Regions from separate parts of the Homo sapiens genome. Here region 2 is linked to region 1. The links are chromatin loops, found by intact Hi-C in ENCODE. Cell type or tissue: psoas muscle. All regions are shown on one strand. Links, peaks and the distances in the headings refer to the core of each region. The heading gives the core; the rest is flanking DNA. Region 1 holds the start of NACAD (NAC alpha domain containing). Region 2 overlaps CCM2 (CCM2 scaffold protein).

The links. A loop is a pair of places that touch in the nucleus more often than their neighbours do. Peaks named below come from ENCODE experiments on the same cell type or tissue, not always from the same donor. Only the 100,000 strongest peaks of a DNase experiment are listed, where the experiment ranks them.
Region 2: it touches region 1 in a loop (2.6-fold over the local background); 17 of 110 quality-filtered maps call a loop at or near these places.

Annotation. Positions count from the first base shown.
Region 1 is chr7:45,085,572-45,093,898 of GRCh38, forward strand. NACAD (NAC alpha domain containing) reads right to left here and starts at 3,398. Exons shown (of 8, transcript NM_001146334.2): 1 at 3,257-3,398; 2 at 1-541. The coding sequence starts at 3,323. In psoas muscle, for the core only: no CTCF peak of the experiment used is centred there; DNase peaks (open chromatin) are centred at 2,890, 3,430 and 3,930; H3K4me3 peaks cover 1,597 bases; H3K27ac peaks cover 726 bases.
Region 2 is chr7:45,003,098-45,011,424 of GRCh38, forward strand. All of the region lies in intron 1 of CCM2 (CCM2 scaffold protein), which reads left to right. Among named protein-coding and RNA genes, the nearest start is that of CCM2, 7.1 kb to the left of the region's middle. In psoas muscle, for the core only: no CTCF peak of the experiment used is centred there; no DNase peak of the experiment used is centred there; H3K27ac peaks cover 100 bases.

The DNA of each region.
Region 1 (8,327 bases), core at 307-8,306:
TCAGCCTCTGAGTCCCTGGCGTCCCCGTGGGGCCCACAGGCAGGAAGCAGGGCATAGGTGGTCTTGGTGGGGGTGGAGGGAGGCGTGAAGAAGGAATCAGGGTCTGGGGGAGGGGAAGGCACAGAAAGATCACCCTGAGAACACAGCTCGGGGGGTGGGTCTGGGCTTGCGTGCCCACCCTCCTGGTCCCTGAGCGCTGTCCGGGCAGCTCTGGGTGACAGGAGGGCCTGGCACGTCTCCTCTCCCATCACAATCCGGGGCTCCAGGGTGGCCGGGAGAGGAGCCTCCGTGGACAGAGCCTGGGAAGACAGGCCCTCAGGGAGGAGCATGGGGCTTGGGCCGCCCTCCCCTGGGTCCGCCCAGGCCGAGGGTGCCCCACCAGGCCCTGCATCCCAGCTGGCTCCCTCGGGCTGGGGCCGGGCACCCGGCTTGCTGGGCAGGAACGTGAGGGCCAGGTGGCTGGGCCCTGGGGTCAGAGCACAGGGCTCCCGCCGGTCCCCTCCCAGGATGGTGGTGGCAGCGGCCGCATCGCAGGACAGATCTGTGGAGATAGAGAAGATCATGAGGTGCCCCTGGATGCATCTCCCAGGCAAGGGCCAGGCCCGGGGAGATGAATTCCGGCTGCATAGGGCCCAGAGGAAGGTGGATCCAGGAAGGCAGGAGAGAAAAGAGAAGACCCTCTGCACGCTGCGTTTGAGGGAGAACTTCCAGGAGTTTTGACAGCAGAGAGCAGATGCTAGTGGTTTCCTAGAGAGGGGTTTTGAGGGAAGTGTTGCTGGGAGTCATGAACAGACCTGTCTGGCGGCTTTTCTCAAGGACACCTCAGCAAAGAACTAGCATTTCAGCCTCTCTGGGGAGACTGGATTGCAGTTTCCATTCCACAGAATCAGTGTGGTTCAGCTGGGCTCGGTGGGAGGGGCTGGTGGTGGGAATCTGCCAGGCAGTGCCAGTCCCATCCCATGACCTCCCAATAGATGCGCCACATGAGGCAGGTGGCACCAGCACGACGCGCGCAGCTCGAACACTCTGGGCTTCATGCCTCGCTCTGCCTCCTCTCTCTGCTGTCCTTGCTACCTACACTTGAGGCCAACATGTCAGGGTTTCACCAGGCCCCTCTGACCCTGCTCCCCTCCTGCACCCAGGGAGATGGGGAAGCCAGGGGCCACCACACGCAGCCAAGTTTCTGGAGAACAGAGATGAAGTGTCCCGTGGAGGCTTTGCTGGAGCATCTGGCCACAAGGGCAGTGGTGGGCAGGAACGGAGACCATGGAGCCCAGCAAGAGCACAGGACAGCTTCAGAGGGCCAACAGCAGCCTCTGGCTGAGTCCTCTCCTTGGTGGCAGCCACCCCATGGGTGACCACCAGTTCCTTCCCGGGTGCTGGGAGTTCCCACCCTGCCCTGTGGGCCTTCTCTGGGTCCCATGATGCACTCCCCCAACCCGCTGGGCAGGCTTCAGTATGAGGAGGCTCTGGTACTCAGTAAACGTCTGTGAGCTAACACACCTCCAGCTGAGAAAGGAGTCCATAGGAAGTAGCCCTCATGGGTCAGAAAGGACTTAGGGGACTCAGGAAGATGGAAGAAAACCCCTCCGAGGTTGCGGCACACCAGACCGCTATGGTTTTCTGCCTCCTGGACTCTTACTGGCCTGTATTTTATCACAGGCGAGATCACATTGCACATTCAGTTTTGAATCTAGCTATTTTCACCCAACCTAATCTCATAAGCATTTTCCTGTGTGCTCTAAATGCTCATAAGCTTCATTTTAAATGTCTCCATTATGTCCACTCCCTCACTTGGACCTAGGCCAAAGGCACCTCTGTTTGAAGCATCCAATGAAGGCCCTTCAGAGCCCAGGCCAGGTCTTGCCCAAGGTGGGGGAGCGGCGGCACACAGGGGCCAGCTCTCCAGGCTGCAGATGCCTGCCTGGTGGCTCCTGCTCTCCCGCACTCACTGGTGACCAGGACAACATCTCTTGCACCTCAGCTTTCTCATCTACAAAGCAGAGCCAGGATTAGAGTTGAAGCTGAAAGAAGGGGGACCCTGTTGCCAGGCTGCTCCAGCTCCCCTCAGCAGCATCAGAGCCCTGAGCCCTGAACCACCAGCCAAAACTTGTCACCCAAGGGCTTTGCTGCTGGGGTGATGGGACATCCAGGGGGTCCTGAGACAAGGGGGTCCTTTGGGTTCTTGCATGCCTGACACCCAACATCAGGAGTGGGCGTGGCTGGTGGGGCATCACTGGGTGCCCTGAAGCTGGGCTCTTGGTTCTGGCCCCTGGTGTGGCCCCCAGGGCAGGGGAACGGCTGAGCTGTTGGGATGGAGCAGAAACCAAAGGCCAAAGGTTTTTATAACTCATTCAAGGTCACCAAGCAAGCCAGAACAGAGCCAGCACAAGACCCTGGGGCTGGGAAGTCTGGGCCTGCACTCCCTGCCTCCCACCTAGAGCAGAGGCAGCAGCCTGTGTCACCCCAAACCAGGCCCCAGGCCCCAGCAGTGGTCCCATCTCTGGGTGACTTCTTGCCCACAGCAAGGTGCCCTTGGCCCTACCCACACATGGCTGACCTCCACGCCAGGACTGTCCAGGCTCGGCTCTTTCTAGGCCCCGTAGACCCCATCAGCCTCCACCAGCATTTGTTGACCCAGCCTAAGGACAGGTGGTCTGCACACCCAGGGCCATTGCTAATCAGGCCACCTCCCCCAAGGCCTTCCACCTTCCAGACCCAACTTAGGCTTTATTCCACCACCTGGCCCTCCATCCGGGCTTCCTAGGCTCTGGCCAGTCCTGCTCCTCCCTCCAGAGCCATGACCAGTCGCCGGCCCAGGACAGACCGGGTGCAACTGAGGACCCTCCCGGTGGTCACCTGATCGTACTGGGGGTATCAGCCGGACACCCCGCCTCCAGAACCCGCTGCCTCTGTCCAGAGCGGCCCAGCCCCAGCAGGCTGGCAGCTCGGTGCAAACAACGGGATGCAGCGGGCGGGATGCGAGCCCCACGATCCCTGGGTCGGAAGCCAAGGGCTTAAGCCCCCACGTTCTTTCTGGCTCGCGGCGGGCACTTCGTGCGCCCCACCTTCCCCGCAGTTCTGAGAGAGGCGGTAGCAGGGTTCAGATGGAGGGAAGGACAGGGCGCGGAAAGGGGAGGGGACTCGAGGGGGGCCAGGGGGATGGGGGAGAGGGGTGAAAGGTGAGCGATGGAAAGAGAACCCGGGCTGGAGAGGGGAGAGGCTGAAGGCAGGGAAAGAGTGGCCACGGCCTCACCTGTGCGGGGCCCGGGTCGGTCCGCCTCGGGCAGCAGCAGCTCGGCGCGGGCAGCCTCCCCAGGCATGGCCTGGCCGTGCGCCCGCCCGTCCCTCAGTCCTTCCGACCCTCCGTCAGTCCGTGCCGCCGCCCCGCCGAGCCTGCGCGGCCACCGCCCCTCGGCCGGGCGGTGGGGGCAGTGGGTGACGTCAGGCCGCCCCGCCCGCCTGTCCCAGCGAGTGAGCGTGCGCGGGCTCGCCAGGCACTGCGGAGGGCGTAGGGGGGGCTCCCTCCCCGCCCCCACCCCACCCGGCTGTGGCCTCCCTCTCGCTGTGGGCGGTTTCGTGGGGGAGCGGGGGTGGGCGCCTGCGCCCGGTCCCACCCTTTCCACAGCATTTACGAGGGAGGGTTTCAGGGCCAATTGGAAGCTGGGTTGCCTCAGGGTGGCATTCGCCCGTGGCCAGGAAGAGGCGGGGACGCCCCTAGAACCCTGGTTGTGGGAGGCTGGGGAGGTGGTTGGGATTCTGGGATGCTCGGAGCGCTTTGGGTGGAGTTGGCGGCGCAGCCTCCTTCCCCGCTGACCAAGCAGAGGGTGCAGGGCCTGGGGAGGGAGGGGGCCCCGCCCAGCCCGATGCCTCCATGCAAAAGGTGAGCTGGAGCTGCAGCTCTGGAGTGATTGGCTGGTCCTGGCAGTCGTCGGTCTCCGTGGCAACCGCCTCCTGTCTCCATGGCAACCAGGGATGGAGCCGACGAGAGCGCACCAGGGAAGGCGACCCGGATGGGTCGGTCTCCAGGTCTCTAGGCAACTCGGTGATCTGTCCTATCATCTCCCCTCCACCCCCACACTAGGCAGTAGAAGGAAAAGGAAGAAAGTGTTTCCCTCTATTCCTGGCAGCACCCTCTGCCACACCTCCCAGGAGGAAGCCCGCCCCGTGAATTTCCTGAAATGCCTCTTGCTTTCACACAGGCTACTGCGCCACCCAGATTCACTGAGCACCCCTCCTCCCCCGTGCCAGGCACCAGGGAGACAGATGAATGAGACATTGTCATCACCCCTGACTGGGGTGGGGGGAATCAGAGTAGCCATTGTCACAGGCAGGGAGGGAGGTTTCAACATCCTCAGTCTTCTGTGGGTTCTAACTTTGAGCTCATGAAGCCAGGGGCTGCCCTCTGACTCCCCCAGACCTGCCTCAAGGCTCAGTGCTACACACCTGGCTGCCTGCTGGGCATCTCTCCCCGCTGTACCCCAGGAGTCAGACACACCACACCATTAGAATTAACATCAACTTCAAACAATCTCTTCCAGAAAACAAAAGAGAAGGGGACACTTCCTAACTCATTTTATAAGGCAAGAAATATCCTGATGTCAAAACTAACAATGTGTCGCCAGGCGCGGAGGCTCACGCCTGTAATCCCAGCACTTTGGGAGGCCGAGGCTGGCGGATCACGAGGTCAGGAGATCGAGGCCATTCTGGCTAACGTGGTGAAACCCCGTCTCTACTAAAAATACAGAAAATGAGCCGGGAGTGGTAGCGGGCTCCTGTAGTCCCAGCTACTCAGGAGGCTGAGGCAGGAGAATGGCGTTAACCCGGGAAGCGGAGGTTGCAGTGAGCCGAGATCGCACCACTGCACTCCAGCCTGGGCGACAGAGCGAGACTCCGTCTCAAAAAAAAAAAAAAAAAAAAAAAAACTAACAAAGTGTCAATACACCCCAAGACCCCCAAAACGAAAACTGCAGACCAGCATCTCTCATGAATTCAGGCACAAAAATTCTCAATATTGGCAAATCAAATATAATGATGTATAAAAAAAATACACCATGACCAAGTGGAATTTATTCCACGTATGCAAGGCTGGTTTGACAGTTGAAAATCAATCAACAATACTCCAGAACACCAACAGGCTAAAGAAGAAAAATTTTGGTATCAGTTGACACAGAAAATGTGTTTGACATAACCAACATCATTCATGATTTAAAAAAAAACACTTTCAGCAAGTTAAAAATAAACTTGATAAAGATCTTATATAAAAAACTTATACAGCTAACATCATACTTAATGGTGAAAGACTGAATGCTTTTTAAGATTGGGAACAAGGCAAGGGTGTCCGCACTCACCACTCTTTTCAACATATTATTGGAATTTCTAAACCTTGCAATAAAGCAAGAAGAAATAAAAGGCAGATTGACTTCCAGAATGAAAGCATGGGGAGTTCTGCTGAGCAGCTCCCCAGTGAAACTGGTAAAAATTATTATTATTAATTTTAATTTTTTAATTTGAGATGGAGTCTTGCTCTTTTGACCAGTCTGTAGTGCAGTGGCATGATCTCGGCTCACTGCAACCTCTGTCTTCCGGGTTCAAGCGATCCTACTGTCTCAGCCTCCCGAGCAGCTGGGACTACAGGTCCCACCATGCCTGGCTAATTTTTGTATTTTTAGTAGAGACGGGGTTTCACCCTGTTGGCCAGGCTGGTCTTGAACTCCTGACCTCGTGATCCACCCACCTTGGCCTCCCAAAGTGTTGGAATTACAGGTGTGAGCCACCACACCCAGCCTGGTAAAAATTATTAAAAAAAAAAAAAAACAAACTGAGTTGAAAGGTCAGCAAGCCAGGCGTGGTGGCTCATGCCTGTAATCCCAGCACTTCAGGAGGCTGAGGTGGGCAGATCATGAGGTCAAGAAATCAAGACCTTCCTGGCCAACATGGTGAAACCCTGTCTCTACTAAAAATACAAAAATTAGCCGGGCGTGATGGTGCATGCCTGTAGTCCCAGCTACTCGGGAGGCTGAGGCAGGATAATTGCTTGAACCTGAGAGGCATAGGTTGCAGTGAGCTGAGATCGTGCCACTGCACTCCAGCCTGGTGACAGAGTGAGACTCCGTCTTGGGAAAAAAAAAAAAAAAGAAAGGGCCCAACAAAATAAAAGTGAAAGAGAGAACAAATTAAAGCTTCTGGAAATGGTCTGAAGGGCAAACAGCAAATGAAGAAACATCTGTTCAAGGCTGGATGTGGTGGCTCACGCCTGTAATCCCAGCATTTTGGGAGGCCAAGGTGGGCGGATCACTTGAGATCAGGAGTTCGAGACCAGCCTGGCTAACATGGTGAAAATCCATCTCTACTTAAAAAAAATACAAAAATTAGTTGGGTATGGTGATGCACACCTGTAATCCTACCTACTAGGGAGGCTGAGGCAGGAGAATTGCTTGAACCCTGGAGGCGGAGGTTCGTTGCAGTGAGCCGAGATCCTGCCACTGCACTCCAGCCTGGGTGATGGAGTGAGACTCTGTTTCAAAAAAAAAAAAGAAAGAAACATCTATTCAAGAAAATCTATGAGAATTTAGTAAGAAAGGCGAGAGTCTGTGGTATTTGAATCGAGACAACTCACTCCAGCAAAGGGAGGTGGACTCCACACCAGACTGGTGTTGCCAAGAACACAGGCTTCTTTTCTTCCATCTCCCGGTCAGAGGGCTTTCTTACTGGGAGGACGGAGTACTTCAGCATATCTCATCCTGCTCCCAGCTGCCTGTTGTGGAAGTAAGTCCTGGGTGAGTCTGGTTGAGGTGGGGCTCCCTTCTTCCACTTAGCCCCCACTTGTGGAAAGTGGACTCTACTTCGGGTGTGGCATGCTGAGAATACTGGGGTCCTGACAGCCCTTCTCACCGCTTATGAGGTGAGAGTTCCATGCCAGGAGAGGCTGCTGCCTCCCTTCCACTGACTGCTCAGCTCCTAGAGTGGGAGTGTGACTCAGAAGTTTGCCACTGAGCTAAGAGATTTTGCCTGGAGGGGAGAGGCAGGTTGTAAAACAGATAGCCCATGATCTCTTCCCAGAGGAAATGACCTTACTTGCAAGGCAACATAGGAAGTTTAAACCCAAGGGTATTCTCAACAGCAGTAGAGGTTATGGTGAAAGGCAACTGGAAGGAGATTCATGGATCTAATGAAGATACAGCCTAGGCTGGAGGTTGGCTAGTTTGCAGGAGAAAATGGGGTAATAAGACACCTGGGTGGAGCCCTACTGGGATTAAAGAAAATGTTAAACACTGGCCTCTGAAACTATTCTAGCTAAGAGGCCACAATTTGGATGAGTTTGCAGAGGAATTTCTGCCCAGAGTATTGTCGAAAACAATAGAGCAATCAGTGGAGTTTAGGAGTGGCAATTAGTGGAGTTTAACAGCTGGGCATGGTTAGGAAAAGAGAGTAGGAGAGCCTTACCAGAACCACTCTCATTCCAGGGTGACTGTGGGCATACACATAGCTGCACCTCCCTGAAGAGGACCATCAGAGGCGGAACATTGTAGGGGAGCGCGAAAGACCTCACCAAAAATAATCCAGCTAGTCACTAAGCAAATAAACAAGCAAACAGCAATACAAGCTCCAGAAGGGAGGGGGTTTGGACCTGTACCCAGAGTTGCTATTGGGTTACTGTTCAATTATTTATTTAATGTTATTAAAATGTCCACTTTCCAACAAAAAATTGGCAAAGAAATGAAAGTATGACTTGTATACCAGAAAAATAAAAAAGGCAGGAACAGAACCTGCCTGTGTAAGCAACAAGATTTTAACAGAAAAATATTTCAAAATAACCACTACGAATATGTTCGTAGAATAAGGGAAAGTATGATTAAAGAAGTAATGGAAGGTATATGATGATATTCCATCAAATAGAGAATATCAGCAAAGAGATAGAAATTATTTTTTTAATTAAAAAAAAATTTTTTTTGAGACAGGCTGTCACTCTGTTGCCCCAGCCGGAGTGCGGTGGTGTGATCATGGCTCATTGCAGCCTCCACCTCTGGGGCTCAGGTGATCTTCCCACTTCAGCCTCCTGAATAGTTGAGGTATGTGCCACCACACCCAGCTAATTTTAAAATTTTTTTGTAGAGACGAGGTCTCACCATGTTGCCCAGGCTGGATATAAATTTTTTAAAAATGCAAATTATGGAGTTGAAAAGTAAAATATCTGAAAGAAAAAATTCACAAGAGGGCTGAACAGTAGATTTCAGTGGGCGAAGAAAGAATTAGTGAACTTGATAGAGATTAGAGATTGATGGAGATTATACAAACTGAATAACAGAAAAAAAAGGAAAAATGAA
Region 2 (8,327 bases), core at 279-8,278, 83 kb before region 1:
AGAGTTTCGCTCTTGTTGCCCAGGCTGGAGTGCAATGGCACGATCTCAGCTCACTGCAACCTCCGCCTCCCGGGTTCAGGTGATTCTCTTGCCTCAGCCTCCCGAGTAGCTGGGATTACAGGCGTGTGCCATCATGCCCAGCTAATTTTTGTATTTTTAGTAGAGACGGGGTTTCTCCATGTTGGTCAGGCTAGTCTCAAACTCCGGATCTCAGGTGATCCACCCACCTTGGCCTCCCAAGGTGCTGGGTGGCTGAGCCACCGCACCTGACAGTAATTCCTTTTTATTAGAAACTTGGATGCACTTAAGTTGGGTTGTGTGGATTTTTATACTCAGATCACAGCCCAAAAAAGCTGTCTTGTCAGGGTTGGGTGTAGGTAATCCTAACACTTTGGGAGGCCGAAGCAGGCGGATCACTTGACACCAGGAGTTTGAGACCAGCCTGGCCAGCATGGTGAAACCCCGTCTCTACTAAAAATACAAAATTAGCTGGGCGTGGTGGCATGTGCCTATAATCCCAGTTAGGAGGCTGAGGCAGGAGAATCTCTTGAACCCGGGAGGTGGAGGTTGCAGTGAGCTGAGATCATGCCACTGTACTCCAGCCTGGGCAACAGGGCAAGACTCCATCTCCAAAAAAAAAAAAAAACCATCTTGTGGCCTTAACCTTGTGGGTCTCAGCTTCTCTGCTGCCTCTGGTCTTCGGTTGCCCCACCAGGTGGCTATGATTTCACACTGATCAAAGTTAAATATTTTTACATTCATCTAGTTTATTTGCATTGTTTAAGGTAGAAAAAGGTTATAGGTTGAGTGTAGTGGCTACGCCTGTAATCCCAGCACTTTGGGAGACTGAGGTGGGAGGATCACTTGAGCCTAGGAGTTTGAGATCAGCCTGGACAATGTAGTGAGACCCTATCTCTACAAAAAATAAGAAAATTAGCTGAGCATGGTGGTGCATGCCTGTAGTTCCAGCTACTTGGGATGCTGAGAAGGGAAGATCGCTTGAGCCCTGGAGGTCGAGGCTGCAGTGAGTGTGATTGTGCCACCACCTGAGTGACAGCAAGACCCTGTCTCAAGAAGAAAAAGAGAAAAAAAAGGTTATAAAGTTCCCTAGAAATGTAGGACTAGATATTAAATAATAAATAAGGAATTATTAATTTTGTTGGGTATGATAATTAAGTTCTGATCTGATAGGCATGTATTCTGAGATATTTGTAGGTGAAATAATATGATTTCTGGGATTTGCTTTACTCAAAATAGAAGAAACAAAGGGGATAGCTGAATGCTTTGGTAATGGTTATATATTGTTCTGTCTACTTTTATGTATTTTTGAGAATTTCCATAATAAAAAGTGGAGGGGAAAAGATCCTCTAGGTTACAGGCCCTGAACTATCAGCTGCTGTAGTCACTGCTGGACCAGTGTCTGTGAGGAACTGAAAGCTTGGATTGGACCAGTACCTTTTAAAATTTGGTCACTGCAGGCACCAGGAAGCCATACCTTCTCCATGCTGACCTGATGCAGACATAAATGTGTGTGTCTGTATAACCGAAGTGAAAGTTTAAAGGAACCACACTTAAACGCTCTGATTTTTTAATTCTATTTTTTTTTCTTTCTATTACAACTGGTGGTTGGCCAGGTGCGGTGGCTCACACTGGTAATCCCAGCACTTTGGGAGGCTGAGGTGGGTGGATCACCTGTCAGGAGTCTGAGACCAGCCATGGTGAAACCCCATCTCTACTAAAAATACAAAAATTAGCTGAGCGTGGTGGTGGGGCCTGTAATCCTAGCTACTTGTGAGGCTGAGGCAGGAGAATTGCTTGAACTCGGGAGATGGAGGTTGCAGTGAGCTGAGAATGTGCCATTGCGCTCCAGCCTGGGCGACAAGAGTAAGACTCCGTCTCAAAAAAAAAAAAAAGGCTCATGGTCATGACCCACTAAACCGATTCTATAACTGTCACAAGCCATACTTGGGTTCAGAAGGTGAATTGGGGCTGCTATATTTTGTTTTATTTTTCCTCTTGGGTAGCTATTGCAGTGATTCTTGGATGGCAACTTGGTAACTCAGGGTCAGGAGGCTGGAGAACCAGGCAGGAGGTGCTCAGCAGAGAACCTAAGGCAGCCAGTAGGTGAGGCCAGAATGATCGGCAACATAAGGCTGGTTACTTTTCTGTCTTGAAGAGTTACCATTTACATAGTATGTATTTGTTAATTTTCAACATATTGTCAGATTCTGTCATAATTTAGATTCAGAAAGCACATCAGAACCTTCCAGGGCTGCTCTGAGCATCCTTTCAGAGGAAGATAGTGTAAAGCAAAACGTTTCTCTTAGCAATATTATTGCAGTGAAGGGCTTCCCTGCAGACGAGAAGGGCGTCTGCAGTCTGCCCCACTGGGGCGCTTACTCTTGATCTTCCAGTTTTTTCATTTCCGTCAGCAGTGCCCCCTCCTTGTTGTCACTTTGCAGTGTAAGTAAATGGTCATGATTAAGTCCTATAAACCTAACTATTGAGCATTTAAATCACCCTCTATTGTTGGTTTACGTGGTGGCGATACAAGTTTTTAGTGAGATAACTTGGTCATGCCTTGCCTATTATGTGCTTAGCCCACTGAGAAGAGGGTTAGGGACATTGCACTTTGGAAAGTAGGTCACTTACACCTAAAATTAGAGACTAAAGGCAGACCTAGGATGTCAGAAGAGACATGGGGCAGGCAGCAGCCACTTCCAGCCAGGTTGAGACCGGGACTGTGTCCTGCAGTTCAGAAGCAGAGATGAGGTGGAGAGGACCCCCCAGTCCTGGGAAGTCCTTGGGCTGGGAAGTTGGGTGTTGGTTCTGTATGCACTTGAAGCCACTGGAGGTGTTCCACATCATGCATTCACTTGTCCATTAAACTATTGTTTATTAGCACCAATGGTGTCAGACACAGATGCTGGAGACTGAAATGTGTACGGTGAGCCTGTGGCTGCAGAGCAGGAAGTGGAGCCCGGGGATGGATGGTGGGAGCAGGCTTTGGTAAGAGTGATCAGGAACACCTTTATGAAAACTTCAAAAGCAAATGTAAAGAAAAAAAATCATGTAACGAAGTCCCCTGTGCCCATGTGTGGGCAGTCAGTTTCATGTGCACCTTCTCCTCATTCCTGCTTCCTGCCTGTGTGGGCCGAATAGTGTCCCCTCAGAGTCATGTGCTGAAGCCCCTACTTCCAGGACCTCAGGATGTGACTGTATTTGAAGATGGAGTCTTTTTTTTTTTATTTGTTTTTATTTTAGACGGAGTCTTGTTGCTCTGTCACCCAGGCTGGAGTGCAGTGGTGCAATCTTGGCTCGCTGCAAGCTCCGCCTCCCAGGTTCCCGCCATTCTCCTGCCTCGGCCTCCTGAGTAGCTAGGACTACAGGTGCCCGCCACCACACCTGGCTAATTTTTTTGTATTTTTGGTAGAGATGGGGTTTCACCGTATTAGCCAGGATGGTCTCAATCTCCTGACTCCGTGATCCACCCACCTCGGCCTCCCAAAGTGCTGGGATTATAGGCTTGAGCCACCATGCCTGGCCTGAAGATGGAGTCTTTAAGGAGGTGATTGAGGTAAAATGAGGTAATTGTGTGGGCCCTAATCCAATCTGATGGATGTCCTTATAGGAAGTTATTAGGACACAGAGAGGAATGATCATTGGAGGACTCATGGAGAAGGCAGCCATCTGCAAGCCAAGGAGAGACCTCAGGAGAAACCACCCTGCTAAATTTACCTTGATCTTGGACTTTCAGCATCTAGACTCTAAGAGAATAAGTTTCTATTATTGAAGCCACTCAAGTCTATAATACTTAGTCCTGGCAGCCCAAGAAGGCTAATGCACCAGGTGATTTTGAAGCAAACCCTAGAGTTCAGTTTGTAGATAGAAGTGCAGTAGTAACTCATCAAGACAGAAGAGTAACAAGCCTTATGTTGCTGGTCATTCTGGCCTCATCTGCTGGCTGCCTTAGGGTCTCTGGGGTGAGTTCTGAGGACCAAGTCTACACTGTCAACATGGCCACGGACGAGCTGCTCAGAGTGACAGGACAACCCTCACTGTGCTGTATGTAAACCATAAATCACAGCACACTCTTTGTGGTTGGGAGAACATGTATGGTGTTTTGGGAGCTGGCACAGTCAGGGATGTCATTCATTTCATCTGGGACAGGCTTTGTGCTCTGGGATCTGTGGCGGGAGCAGTGAGCCCAGCCATGTCCTCTGCATGCATCGCTGTGTCCTTGTGAACAGTGGATCTTTGTTAGCGCGCTTCGCACTCCTTGGCTTTTTTATCTTTCAATCAAGAACAGCAACTGCTCTTCAAATGATTCTACAGGTATGAGGGAGTTTACATTTGGATTTGTCAATGGAACCATTAGGATTTTTTGTTTGTTTGTTTTGTAAAAATAAGAACTTTTTTCCTTAGCCTTGTGTCTGTGCCAAAAATGTGACCTTTTTTTTTCTCCCAAGTGTGCCCAAACAGTAACAATTTTTTGCTTGGATTATGTTAAGAATTAGGGCATTTGACCATAGGCATTAGATGTATGTGCAATGAAAGTGATCCCCTTTAATAAGCATAATAGGAACATGGAATTTGGGCTTTTGTTTGCAGCTTAGGATGATGGTGTGTCTTGTAACCCAAGGAGGTTTTTCACTTTTCTGAAAGTGAGAAGACTGGTCAGCCTAAACCCGTGGTGTCACTGTTCTTAAGGGAAACCTAGTTGAGGAGTGGGAGATAACCATTTCACATGTTGTTTTTGTACCTTGGAGAAAAAAAAGAGAGAAGCCTTTATTTAAATCTTTATGTCTATTCTATAGTTTAAAATTCCATACAGGTTTTTTTCAAAAAATCAAATTTGCTTCCTGTGTGTTGTCACCATGAGCTCTCTGGTCAGGTGTGGAAACTGAAATGTTTCCCTTGTTGGTTTATGTGGTGGGGTACATTTTTTTTTTTTTTTTTTTTTGAGGTGGAGTCTTGCTCTGCTGCCCAGGCTGGAGTGCAGTTGCATGACCTCAGCTCACTGCAGGCTCCGCCTCCTGGGTTCAAGCAATTCTGCCTCAGCCTCCCAAGTAGCTGGGACTATAGGTGCGTGTTCCCATGCCCGGCTAATTTTTTTATTTTTGGTAGAGATGGGGTTTCCCCATGTTGGCAAGAATGGTCTTGATCTCTTGACCTCATGATCCACCCGCCTCGTCCTCCCGAAGTCCTGACCAATGTGTGCCTCTGTGTGCCACCGTGCCTGGCCAAGGGTACATGTTCTTTTTTTTTTTTTTTTTTTTTTTTTTTGAGACAGTTTTGCTCTTGCCCAGGCTGGAGTGCAGTGGCGCGATCTCGGCTCACCACAACCTCTACCTCCCAGGTTCAAGCGATTCTCCTGCCTCAGCCTTCCCAAGTAGCTGGGATTACAGGCATGCGCCACCAAGTCCGGCTAATTTTGTATTTTTAGTAGAGACGGGGTTTCTCCATGTGGGTCAGACTGGTCTCAAACTCCCAACCTCAGGTGATCCACCTACCTCGGCCTCCCAAAGTACTGGGATTACAGGCGTGAGCCACCGCACCCGGCCAAGGGTACATGTTCTTAATGAGATGCCTTGGTCAGGTCTAAGTGTCAGTTATGGTGCATGTTGATTTTCTGTCAGATGTCTGAAAATGCCCTAGATATGATTATGTCTAGCTAATTTATTACTGCCATTAGATACATCACCTTTACATAGCTTTTACTTTTCATGCTACTGGGTATAGACAATAACCATAGCCCACCTGCCTGTGCACTTCTAATATCAGGCTGAGTTCAAGTTCCTTTCTAAGGCTCCCCCTCTCACTTAGTATTGTCCGTCTTTCTTGAAAGAGGTATGTGCAGCCTCCGTGTTTGCTTTTTCCAGCACATTCTTCCACCCTCAGCATTTTATGATGAAAATTTTTGGGACAGGCACGGTGCTCACGCCTCTAATCCCAGCACTTTAGAAGGCCAAGGCAGGCAGATCACCTGAGATCAGAAGTTCAAGACCAGCCTGGCCAACATGGCGAAATGCTATCTCTACAAAAATACAAAAATAAGCAGGGCATGGTGGTGTGTGCCTGTAATCCCAGCTACTCCAGAGGCTGAGGCAGGAGAATCGCTTGAACCCGGGAGGCAGAGGTTGCTGTGAGCCAAGATTGCGCCATTGCACTCCAGCCTGGGCGACAGAGGGAGCCTCTGTCTCAAAAAAAAAAAAAAAAAAAAAATTTTTGAGTACACCAAAGTTGAAAGAATTTTGCAGTGAATACTTGCACCTAGATTCTGCCACTAACGTTGGCTATACTTGTTTTTTTTTTTTTTTTTTTTGAGACGGAGTCTCACTCTGTCACCTAGGATGGAGTGCAATGGCGTGATTTCGGCTCATTGCAACCTCCGCCTCCTTTGTTCAAGCGATTCTCCTGCCTCAGCCTCCCCAGCAGCTGGGATTACAGGCATGTGCCATCACGCCTGGCTAAGTTTTTGTATTTAGTAGAGATAGGGTTTCACCATGTTGGTGGGGCTGGTCTAGAACTCCTGACCTCAGATGATCCGCCCACCTCGGCCTCCCAAAGTGCTGGGATTACACTCATGAGCCACCCTGCCTGGCCTGGCTATACTTGTTTTATCCCATATCTAGCATTTGTTTATCACTGTACCTGCCCATCAACTCATTTTATTTTTCTGATGCATTCCTCAATAAATTGCAGACATTGTTTCACTTTGATCTAAATACATTAGCATGCATGTCATTAACTAGGGTTCAATATTTGCTTACAGTTTTCTTTTGATGTAAAATTATGTAACAATGAAATACACACTTTTTTTTTTTTTTTAAACAGGGTCTCACTCTGTCACAGAGGCTGGAGTGCCGTGGTGCAATCATGGCACACTGCAGCCTTGACTTCCCAGACTCAAGTGATCCTCCCGCCCCAGTCTCCTCAGTAGCTAGGACTAAATGGGTTTGTCACCATGCCCAGCTAATTTTTTTTATTTTTTGTAGAGACGAGGTCTCACTGTGTTGCCCAGGCTGGTCTTGAATTCCTGGGCTTAAGCAATCCTTCTGTCTCGGCCTGCCAAAGTGTTGGTATTACAGGCGTGAGCCACTGCTCCTGGCCAAATAATACACATCTTCAGTGAATATTAGCTAAATTTTGACAAATGCATACTCCTACGTAACTGAAACCCCTACTAAGAAATAAAATATTACCTACCATCACTGAGAAAATTCCCTTATGCCCCTTAGAAAGTCCTTCCCCCAAGGTAGTACTGTTCTGATTTTTTTCCACCATAGGTTAATTTTGTTCATTCTAGAACTTCATACAGATGGATTCATACAGTATACATTGTGTTGTGCAGGGATCACTGTACTCAGCATAATGTTTTTGAGATTTATCCATATATTGCTGCATGTTTCAGTTGCTGAGTAATATTTTGTTGTATGTTTATGCTGTGATTTGTTTATTCATTTGTTGGAGATTTAGTTTCTTTCTAGTTTGTGTATATATATATATATTTTTTTGAGATGGAGTTTTGCTCTTGTCGCACAGACTGGAATGCAATGGTGTGATCTCAGCTCACTGTAACCTCTGCCTCCTGGGTTCAAGTGATTCTCCTGCCTCAGCCTCCTGAGTAGGTGGGATTATAGGTGCCCGCCACGATGCCTGGCTAATTTTTGTATTTTTAGTAGAGATGGGGTTTCACCATGTTGGCCAGGCTGGTCTCGAACCCCTGACCTCAGGTGATACACTTGCCACGGCCTCCCAGTCTACTTTGTATTTTGAAAAAGCTGCTGTGAACATTTGTGAATGAGTCATTATGTGAACATGTTTTCATTTATTTTGGGTAAATACCTAATAATGGAATTGCTGAATTTTATGGGAACTATATGTTTAACTTTATAAGACACTGCCAAACTTTCTGCTAAATTTTTGTCTCCTAATTCTTTGTTTTTTTCTCTTTCCAGAGACAGGGTCTCATTCTGTAACCCAGGCTGGAGTGTAGTGGTGCAATCAGAGCTCAGTATAACCTCAAACTCCTGCAGTTCTCATGCCTCAACCTCCCAAGTAGTTAGGACGATAGGTGTGTGCCACTATGCCCAGCTAAATTTTTTTTTTTTTTGAGACGGAGTCTCACTCTTGTTGCCCAGGTTGGAGTGCAATGGTGCGATCTCAGCTCACTGCAGCCTCTGCCTCCCAAGTTCTAGTTATTCTCATGCCTCAGCCTCCCTGGTAGCTGGGATTACAGGTGCCCGCCACCACACCCGGCTAATTTTTGTATTTTTAGTAGAGATGGGGTTTCACCATGTTGGCCGGGCTCCTCTCGAACTCCT